2 separate regions of the Homo sapiens genome follow, and region 1 is linked to region 2. The links are chromatin contacts, found by Hi-C or POLR2A ChIA-PET in ENCODE. All regions are on one chromosome and are shown on one strand. Each heading gives the region's core, a stretch centred on a gene start or an enhancer-like site at or near the end of the contact. The rest is flanking DNA. Distances are from core to core; before and after follow the strand shown.

Region 1 (5,430 bases), core at 1,665-4,164, 770 kb before region 2:
ACAGACACTGTAAGCACTACAGCTGCCACACCCTGAGTGCGAGGAACAAGACCGGTTATTCAACTTCCCCTGTATAGCTACTGTATGGAAACGATGCCCAGTAAGGTCAGAGAGTTATCCTGCAGTAACCAAACCCATGGTGTTGCACTGATTATCAGAGCGATCTGCTTCTGCCGTTGTGGTTGAGTAGGATTTTGCTGTTGTCACCTTGTTTGGTAATGCAGAGATAGCCAAGTGTTGCAGATGTAATTGTCCCTATTAAAATATCCTCTTGGCAGTTCCTGGTGTGTGTGTGTGTGTGTGTGTGTGTGTGTGTGCTCATGTGTATCTCTATGTGTTTACCAACCTCTTCAATCTTCACAGAGCAGCTCTGGGAACCTGGTTTCCACCTTAAGGAAGTAATCATAAGTGGGACTAAGATCCAACTAACAGATACCAAACGCCTAGTTCATGCTAGTCATTTTCTTGGACGTTTTGTGCTGATCTAAAACCTCGAGAGCCAGAATGATTGGTTCCATTTATAGACAAGAAAACTGAGGCTCAGAGAAGTTGGGAGGTAAATACTCAAGGCTCTACTGAGAGCAAGTTGTCAAGTCAGGATATAAGGATTTTAGGATTTGTCTGCCAGACACAGAAATATTTCGTCAAATAAAATCTTAGGCAGACTACCACTGTAAACAGCAGGAAAAATCAGAGCTTCTTGGGCTGAAGCAAGAGTCAGGAATTTGGAGCTCTCTCCGCTAACCCCTTCTCATCTTTCCCCATGGTCTTCCTAGAGCTCTGTGGAACACATCTGAAAAGGCTTGCTGGGTGAACTTGATTTCACTCCCAGCTCTAAAGTTCTATTAATCTAAGATTCGCAGAAGTTCCTGCTCATATCCGGATGTAGACTATTTACTCCTTTCTTTGGATGAGCACTCAGTATTCAGACCTCCGATATGGGAATCTGAATTTATTCACAGTTTACAGAATCATAGACTACTAAGAGTGGAAGAGACCGTAGAAATTAATAAAGCTGGTAACTCTACATTTTAACTATATGATAATCCTTTTTTATTTTCACTGAGTCATAGTAACCCAGAAAAAGAAAATGATTTTCCCGGGGCAGTCATCCAGTCAGTTGTCCTCTGTCCTCCAAAGAGGTGACATTTATAATATATAACAAGCAGTACATTCTCAACAACCAGAACAAATAAAGCATAGGGCAGGGGCCAGGGCCACAACCTGGATTGTGAGGAGGTCTCAAGGTTTTAAAGGAGGAACTGAGGAGGCTAGAGGCAGAGGTTGCTGTGGTTCAGGGGCTGGGGCTGGGGAAAGTGGCTATTTATGAATTGTCTGAATTTTGCCCTACTGCTGATGCTGCTTCCTTTTCAGAAGGGGACAAAAGAGGCAGGGAGGAGCAGATCTTCTGCCAGTCAAATGTCACATTAAAGAATTCCACCCAGATCCACACAGGTGCAGACACCTGAGGGGCATTGCCGTTCAGATAGTGCTGTCTCTGGTAATTGGGTTGACATCATCTAGCAGCCTTAGAGGATGTGAATCCTTTCCATGACTCCTGTCACCTTCTATCTGGCGGTGAAGACTGCAGGCTGGAACCTGAGTGATTATGCAAAAGCAGACACAGGGAACCTAGAAGATCACACTGCTCAATAGAGAGACTTTCCCCTAAGTTCCAATCCAAATACCCGAGGAAAAGCAAAGGGCTGAGACCCCACTTGCCTAGAAATGAATACAAGGAGGGAGCCAAGAGTCATTATGAAATTATGTGCCTATGGGAGTGGAAATCTCTCTAGTGGTCACTTCTTCCAACACCCCGTCTAAGGCTTGAATTTTCAGGATGAACCATCATCCCCGGCCCCAACCAGACTGAAAGATGCTTTGTTCCAGAATGAGCCTTGTTCTTCCTCCCTTCTAGATCTTTCTCTATATAGTCTTGTCTGCCTGCAAACCCTCCCTCTTTCCGTGCTTCCTTTGGGGCCTATCTTCTACTCGCCTTCCATGTCTCTTTTTAGATAATATTTTTTTTTCAAGCAGTTTTCTCTGGTCCTCCGAGTCTGCATTAGGTGCCTCTTAGATATACAACTATAGCTGTTGGAACTTCACACATGCAGCATTTATTACAATCATGTTTTCATCACTCTCTCTTTCCTGGACTATGAGCTACATTGGGATGGGAGGGATTGGTTCTGTTAAAATTTTAACAGCAGCTCCCACCACGGGGCCTAACCCAACAAGAGCATTCAAAAAACATGAATGAATGAATGAATGAATGAATGAATGAATGAATTGCTATATCTTGACTACCGATAAAGTGTTTACATTCAAAATCCTATAATCATACCATACTTATGACAAAGATAACATGTTTTATGATTATAAGAAGTAATATTTTAATTTTCATTTTATGAATGAAGAAACAGACTCAGAAAAGAAAGCAATTGATATGTATTTAGCACACATGTGAGCCATTTATTGTCCTAGATGTTTTCAAATCTTTTATTATTATCCTCACCCTTATTTTAATCACTCTTTAGAATTTATTTGCTTTTAAAATGTGTATACAGTACAATTCATTATTTTCAGGTTCACTTCTATGGGTCACAAATGCGTGGAGCTGTGAGACCACCACTGTAATCATGACACAGAACTTTCCTCCTCCCACCCACCCCGCTGCCCTTTGTGTCATTCCCTCCTGACTCATTCCTGGGCAATCACTGGTTTGCTCTCCACCCCTACAGTTTGTCTAGACACATTTTTAACAAATAAAAAAGCAAGGCTCAGAAAGTTTAAGTAACTTGCCCAAGGTAAGCAGCTAATAGGTGATTAGATTTAGCCTTTGAACCCAGCACTTCTGATTCCCTGTAAAGGCTGGAAAACATGAGTGTGGAGCCAAGGAAAACAGCTGTCACATTCTCTTGTCTACCTCCCACCTTCCATAGAGAGGCCTTTGTTCTTAGTGTTCTATTAGAGGCAAGGCAAACACGGCCTCATTACCAAAGGCAAAATCTGATAAAGTTCCACCTCTGATCATCCACTAAGTGCTGAGGGAAGACTCTGTTCCTACCTAGCAGAATAATCTGAAAACCATTATGATCTGCAGCCTGTTTAGCTGACTATGGTGTAAGGCATTGGTCTTTTTCCAGTTCCCTCACTTATCTCCAAGAAAAGAGGGCTCTGAAAGGAGGTCACTGCTAAACATCTAGCCTCCCAATTCACCAGCTTCCCCACTAAGGCCCGGGGGCCCTTTGCTAGACATAGGTAAGACCACAGGTGGGCCTTGCTTGCACAAAGTGGATGCTGCTGCTAATTGGGTTGATGTAATTAACTGTCATTGTTGTTCACCCGGGAAGACAGCCATAGTCTCAGCACGAGCAGCCTATCTGGGCCAGCCTGTGGCAGCAAGCACAAATCTTATTGGAGCTCCAAAAGCAAACAGGTTTAGAGGCAGCTTCAAAGGTGAAGAGCTGGGCTGCCGCTGGGAGAAGGCCATTTCCCTGGGAGGCGTTGGCTTTGTAGGCCATGAGGGATAGAGAAATCATTTTATCTTCATCCTGCTTTTAATCAGGATGGCAGGATATTGGTGCCACTTTTGTTTAAAGATAATCTTTCTCTTTCCTAAATTAAAAAAAAACAAAACAACTTGTTTGAGGCTGAAGGAAAATAAGTGAGCTGAGATCTGCCCTAACAGAGGGAGAAAATAGCTATAGGCCTCCTCTTTCTACACTGGGCCCCACCACAGCTCCTTCTCCCCACCATCCTGAGACCCCAACTCTCTTTCTTCCCTAAGAAGATACCTTGAAAAATTATTTGCAATTCATGAAGGCTGAATCGCTCCCCATCCCCAGCCTTTAGGCTCACAGCCTTTGCTACAAAATGCCATCTAGCTGTACCCAGTTAAGTTAGATCTACCTGTGAGGGTTTCTCGGATCAGTAGCCCAGACATGTTAGGTGGGGGAGTCTCCAGAATTTGCATTCTGCATTCTCTGTAATAGACCAAACCCAAGACTCTAACACAAAACTAGGAACAGCAAATAGTGAAAGACATTTCACAGGCTATGGAAACCTCAATACTGTCCTGGTTAATAACTAGCTGTGGGATTTTGGGTGAGTTGTTTGTGTTCTGAACATCATCTTCCTCCTCTGTGCAATGGAAGAAATAATACCTATTTTTACTGGGTTGTAGAAAGAATAATGCATGTAAAGCGGCATACAGAACACATCAATAATAGTAATTATGATCATCCCATCATCACCATCACCATTTACTCAACAGAGTTTTGTTCAGACAACAATGTTTGGATATTTCTGCAAATTATATACCTAAGTTGTTCTCTGCCTTTTGCTGCCAATCCACAATATGATACAAGACAAGGAATGCTCCAGCCAATGTCCTGGATAGAACATTTGCCCTGAGAGCTTCTTCGTTTCTACCTTAGACTGGGTTACACACTAAGAAGTATATAGAAGGGTCCTCTCTCTCCCAGAGAGAGCCCAGAGCTCAGAGCCCAGGAGTAAGTGAATGCCACTAGCCCTTGCCTTTTTCTTCCACAGCCTACCTGGTCTCTTTGAACCCACAGAAACAAAATTCTCTCCTAAATAGCGGGCAATTTATGGTAAGAAAATCTCAAGAAACCACAGGCCAGCAAGGCAAAAATGAAAACCCAGATATCCTTTATTCTTGTTCTTCTCCAACTAGCTTTCCCAGTCTGGAGAGGTATGCCCTAAAGGTGGAGCCATTCCTTTGACTCAGGGTGGACATTTTTTCATCTCCTCCAATCTTTGCCTGTTTTAGGTAGAGTTCTCTTGTTGTGATGTCTGGGCATCAGAGGAGAGGGTATGAGGCCCACAGAACAGGTGTGTTCAAATCATTAAATGGGAGATAATTTGAACGCAGAAAACTACCTCTTTTTTTTTTTTTTTTTTTTTTTTTTGAGACAGAGTCTTACTCTGTTGCACAGGCTGGAGTGCAGAGGTGTGATCTTAGCTCACTGCAACTTCCGCCTCCCGGGTTCAAGCAATTCTCTTGTCTCCACCTCCCAAGTAGCTGGAATTACAGGCATACACCACCATGCCCAGCTAATTTTTGTATTTTTAGTAGAGACAGGGTTTCATGATATTGGCCAGGCTGGTCTTGAACTCCTGACCTCAGGTGATCCACCTGCCTTGGCCTCCCAAAATGCTGGGATTACAGGTGTGAGCCACCACGCCGGGCCAACTACCTTTTATACTACAGCTAACTACTAGTGTAGGATGGTTGATGTGATGATTCCCTTGTTGCCTAGTTTTGTGGATTTAAATGATAGAAGAGCTGCTCATCTTACAGTCATTTAAGCTACCTCATCCCTTTCCTTTCTTAGACCTTGGCAACCTGAAAATATGGGCATAAAAAAAAGGATGGGGATCAGGTAAATAATTAATTCCTGCGGC
Region 2 (5,107 bases), core at 651-3,150:
GATGCTAAGCAAAGGTCAAAGTGCCCTAAAACTCTTAATTGGAAGAAATCTTAAAGGACATCTAGTTACAGTCTCCAAAATGACATGGCTAATGCTTCTGCTTGGGACTCCTAGCACCATTCACTACATATTGTGGGCAATGAAAGAGTAAGAGACCCATATGTGACTTGCAGCTCCAATGATACTGGCTGTGTGACTTGTGCATATCACTTCATCTTTCTGGGCCTCAGTTTCTCTGTTTTGAATAAAGTAATCAATTAAACGATTTCTTCAGGATCCTTACAGCCAGAAAGACACCAAGAATATATAGAAGTTCCAGCCTGACCAACATGGTGAAACCCCGTCTCTACTAAAAATACAAAAACTAGCCAGGTGTGGTGGTGCATGCCTGTAATCCCAGCTACTCAGGAGGCTGAGGCAGGAGAATCGCTTGAACCCGGGAGGTGGAGGCTGCAGTGAGCCGAGATCGCGCCACTACCCTCCAGCCTGGGCAACAGAGCAAGGCTCTGTCTCAAAAAAAAAAAAAAAGAAGAAGAAAAGAAAGAAAAAGAATATATAGAAGTCTGCCAAAGATTATATAGCATTACAACCCAATGCATTTGTGGTGGCCCCAAGGGATGACTATCAGTACTGTCATAATAAACTCAAACAGACACACACACACATACACACATGCACACACACACAGAGGAAACATTTCCTTCCACAACTAAGAATGATATAACCTTTTGAGCATGAAAAGAAAAATGATAGCTAAAATTAGCATCTTAAAAAGTAAACTACATAATAACTGAAGATGAGATTTCCTTAAAACTGTAGAACAATGAGATACTATGATAGCTGTCACAAGAGAGGAAATTGCATGAGTGTATTTGAAAGGATTTGGGGGTGTTTTTCCCCCATTGAGATTTGCTTTTCTACATACCACAGTGTGACTGAAAAGCTAAAATATTTCCCCAGGGCCTGTATGATCTGTGCCTCACTACGCTGCCTCTGACATTTGGAGAGTGTCATTTAGCCCCGAATTAAAACCTGCTTATACAGAGATCTGGAGGATGTCTCAGGCGCCAAGTAGTCATCGCTGTCTCATTTGCCTATCACCTTTCAGTTTACAACTCCCCTTTACATACATGCCCTCGTTTGTTCTCTAAAAACAGCCCTGTTTGATGGGACCTATATATTATTATGAAATTTCCCTCAGATGAATTCAAAAATAACCCTCTCAAACTGCCTGCAAAGAAATAATCACCTTTTGTTTGCCATTTAACGGTTCAGAAAGGCTTTTCACTTCTTTTGGCTTTTGGGGATAAGGTATGACCTGCTGGGTTCTATAATAGAGGAAGAGGGAAGAAGGAATCAAATCTAATCTTGGCCTTAACCTGCTGATCCAATTGGAACAAATCACTTCAATTGACCAAGCTTCAGTTCACTAAGCCACCAAATGGAGAAAATTATACCCATCCTACTGCACTATAGGGCAGTTAAGATCAAAATCAATATATAGATAAGTATGTCAAGTGGCTTTATAGGCTAAAAAATGCTAGCCTACAAGCCTCATCAACCCTGGACAGTAAGGAAGAATAGGGAAATTTCACATGGTAATGCAAAACTACAAACCTAAACCAAACTGCAAGTCAGTGGGGGAGGTGACCAGAAACTCGGCTTAGGGGACAGAAGCAATTGGTTCATAGAGAAATAACCCATCTCTGCAGAACCAGTGACAAGCCACTTGATCTTACCTGACTAGGCTGGTCCTCAAGGCTCTTCTTTCTCTTTCTGCACAAAGGGGGCTAGACCACAGATAGTGGCCAGGAGAGGTGTGATTGGCTCAGATAAAGCCAGGCAAGACAGTGCCCTGTGCTGTGACCCCACTCAGTCTGAATCTCACTTCACCAAGTAGGCTGAGAGTTACACTGCCACCCTCAAATAGTCAAATGAAAGGACTGAGGATGTTTACAGGGTGGAACTCAACCCGTCAGAGGCAGAGAATTGGGTTTGTGGGTGGGGCCTTTCTTGTTCTGCAATGACACACCTTTACCTCCTGTCCTCTCCCTCAAGAAGTCCTGCATTTTTCTGCCAACTCCCTCTAATACACATCCAGCTGAGGGAGCAGGAGCAGCCTATCATCCATTCCTCCATGGCTTCTGTATGCCTCCAAGTAGTTATAATTAAGCTTAAGCCTGAGGCCTACACTCCTATCATTAATATTCTTTATGATGGCTTGATTTATTGGATATTTGTGATTTTAAGCATCACTACCACTCTTGTCAAAAATGTAGAAGACATGTAGAGCAGTGTATCTCTGAAAACAAACACATGTACACACAATCTCTGGTCAGTATTCCTATTAGGAAATGTGCCACATGATATTGTCTCTATGTAAGTGTGTATCCCCCTCCCTAGATGGGGGGCCCCTTGAGGGCAATGCTACATCTTATTCTCTCATATACTCCTCAAAACACCCAGCAGATAGTAGGTAATAAATAAATACACATTGAATTAATGATGATCCATTAATATCTATTTAGTGAATCCTGATCTGTCATTTAATGGCTTTGCAGCCTATAGCAAGTCATAATCTATCTTTCTGAGGTTTTTTAATTTTGGTCATCTGTAAGTTGAGAGTATCATTTCTCCTTCAGAAATGCAGATAGAACTTGAAAGGAAGCATATGAGAATAAACCTAGGATAAGATTTGACATAGCAACGGTGCTAAAAAAATGAAATAGAATCTTAATGAACACATTCTGAAACCTAAGCAAGTGTGTTCTACATACAGAGTTGGTATAAAATAAAGTATGAACTGCACAAGTAGGTGGATTGCTGAAAGAAAGGAGAGCACAGAAAACAAAATGCTGTTATGTGTATGATTGAATTTCAATCTTCTATCCTAAATTCTCTACTTCATTCAGCAGACTCTGGCCAAATCAGATTGTATTTGTTTGATGGCTGGAGGAACGGGTGTGCGCTGACAAAGTAAATTGGTTGAATTCCATTCTTTTAAAAGAAAAATAACTAATATTCACCCTTCAAAAAATGTTGTTTAAAGTTCCAGGAATACTGAGGTCATGAAGCGATTCCACAGGAAATGAAGTGCAAACTGGCAACTCGCCACTCAGGAGAGGTCACAATGAATAAACAGTCCTTTTACCTGCTTCCACCGTGTCGAGGACGTCATGTATACTAACTCAACAGTAGTTAACTGAGCAACTACCTTGAGCTTTCTCAGTTATCCACATAGACAAGGATATGAAAAGGAACCAAACACATTCTCTGGCATAAGGAGCTCAAGAAGATAAAATTTGTAAGTGAATTAGCATTGCACGATATAGAAGATGATGAGCACCACAGACAGGATCCTAACAAGTACTATGGTAATCCAGAGGAGGGAGCAACTCCAGGAAGGCTGCACAGCGGTGGAGGCGGCATTAGATCCGGGCTGTTAAGAAGAGCCAGGATTTCAACAAGCACAGATGGTAGAGTTGGGTATAAATGTTATTGGTGAGATGGACTCAGCCACAGTTACCTGATCAAACTGATTTATGCCCCCTCCCTAATACAGACCCCAGGCTGAAAAGAGAGTTTTACAGAACCGGTATCTAGGTCACACCACTTAGACGCCACAAAACTACAGGGCAATTAGAAATAATTGCGAGGCAAATACCGTTCCCACTCAGCTCCAAATGTCTTTATGACAGCTCAGGGTGGGGGCACAAAAGGCAGGAGGAGTGGAGACATGCTGGATCCCAGCCTGGTCTCTTAAGAGAAGGACTAAGCAATGCACTGCTGTTTGAAGTATGCTATTTTAAAGGGCAAGAAACTCTGTGAAAAGACATCAATTGTTCACACGGCATCCATCTAATTATCGTTAGGTTTCCAGCGGCCACTGAACACTCCTCCCAGCTCATGCTGAGCTCCGCCATACTGCAGCCTGCAGTAACATAATACATCCAGGAGGGGCACAAGCAGTAGGAGTAATGCCACACGGAAAACCTCAGCTCTGGTCCCTGCTCAGCTGCTCACTGGGATCAGAGGCAAGTAGCTTAGTTTTCCCCAAGCCTTGATTGCCTCTTCCGTGCAATGGGAGTTACAGTACAGATCCCACCAACCTCCCTGGGCTGTTGAGGGAGAAAATGAGCTCCTGGAGGTGATAAGAGCTTTGTAAAATTCAAAGTATTGGTATGAATGTGAAGCAATACTATGACAGAACATATGGCTATATATAAGAATTCACTTCATGTCTGTATTTCCAGGCATAGCAAAGGCTATGTACAGATCTCCCAGTAGAGGACATGCTCAACAGCCAAGGAGCAGGGAAGCACAGAATAATTTTTACCAGATTGGCCTTCAGAGATCATTTCTCTCTGTGTCCTGTCTCTTCTCTCTCTTCTATAATAACCTTTACAGGCCGGGCCTGGTGGCTCATGCCTGTAATCCCAGCACTTTGGGAGGCCGAGGTGAGCGGATCATCTGAGGTCAGGAGTTCAAGACCAGCGTGGCCAACATGGTGAAACCCTGTCTCTACTAAAAATACAAAAATTAGCCGGGCGCAGTGGCGGGCCCCTGTAATCCCAGCTACATGGGAGGCTGAGGCAGGAGAATCGCTTAAGCCCAGGAGGCGGAGGTTGCAGTGAGCCAAGATCGCTCCACTGCACTCCAGCCTGGGCACCAGAGTGAGACTCCATCTCAAATAATAATAATAATAGCTTTTACAAATTATTGTTCTTCCTCTTCTCATTCAGCTCTAGTGTCTATGAGAAATAACGTATGTTGTTACTTATTTAGGTTAGGAAACACTGGTATGTTAGAACCCCTCTTCTGCCATTTTTCAAATGGGGATGGAGTGACATCCTGATGATCACACAAGCTAGTCTCCTCCCTGGACTCAGCAGGGCTGTTCTCTTACACACTGCCTGGGGCAGCAGATGGGCAGGAGGAAGTACAGGTGGCATGGATCCTGGTCAGGTATGAACCAGAATCACCTCATGTCCAGGTCTCCCTCATAGTGGATCATGCAGATAAAAATTGGTAAATAAACATGCATCACTGGGGGTAAATAGGTACTGTCTACAAGAATCCCATATCCCAACTCCCCAGATACACCCCT

The links. A loop is a pair of places that touch in the nucleus more often than their neighbours do. ChIA-PET counts read pairs that join two places held with the same protein, here RNA polymerase II (POLR2A). Pooled maps may share reads with other maps.
Region 1: a loop to region 2 is called in a pooled map, with 3 times the contacts of the local background. The contact joins the enhancer-like site here to the promoter of TPRG1 in region 2. A Hi-C loop is called at or near these places in 1 of 168 maps with a recorded cell type or tissue (PC-9), 1 of 37 single-sample maps with no recorded cell type and 6 of 50 pooled maps. POLR2A ChIA-PET finds 5 or more read pairs at or near these places in 1 of 52 experiments (activated naive CD4-positive, alpha-beta T cell).

The regions. Positions count from the first base shown.
Region 1 is chr3:189,939,260-189,944,689 of GRCh38, reverse strand. No RefSeq gene overlaps it. Among named protein-coding and RNA genes, the nearest start is that of MIR944, 110 kb to the right of the region's middle. Within about 2 kb of position 2,914, at least 6 of the 41 ENCODE cell types and tissues checked have a DNase peak (open chromatin) inside an H3K27ac peak, as active enhancers do; they include PC-9, where a contact is called at or near this core.
Region 2 is chr3:189,168,764-189,173,870 of GRCh38, reverse strand. It overlaps TPRG1 (tumor protein p63 regulated 1), which reads right to left and starts at 1,900. Exons shown (of 6, transcript NM_198485.4): 1 at 1,740-1,900.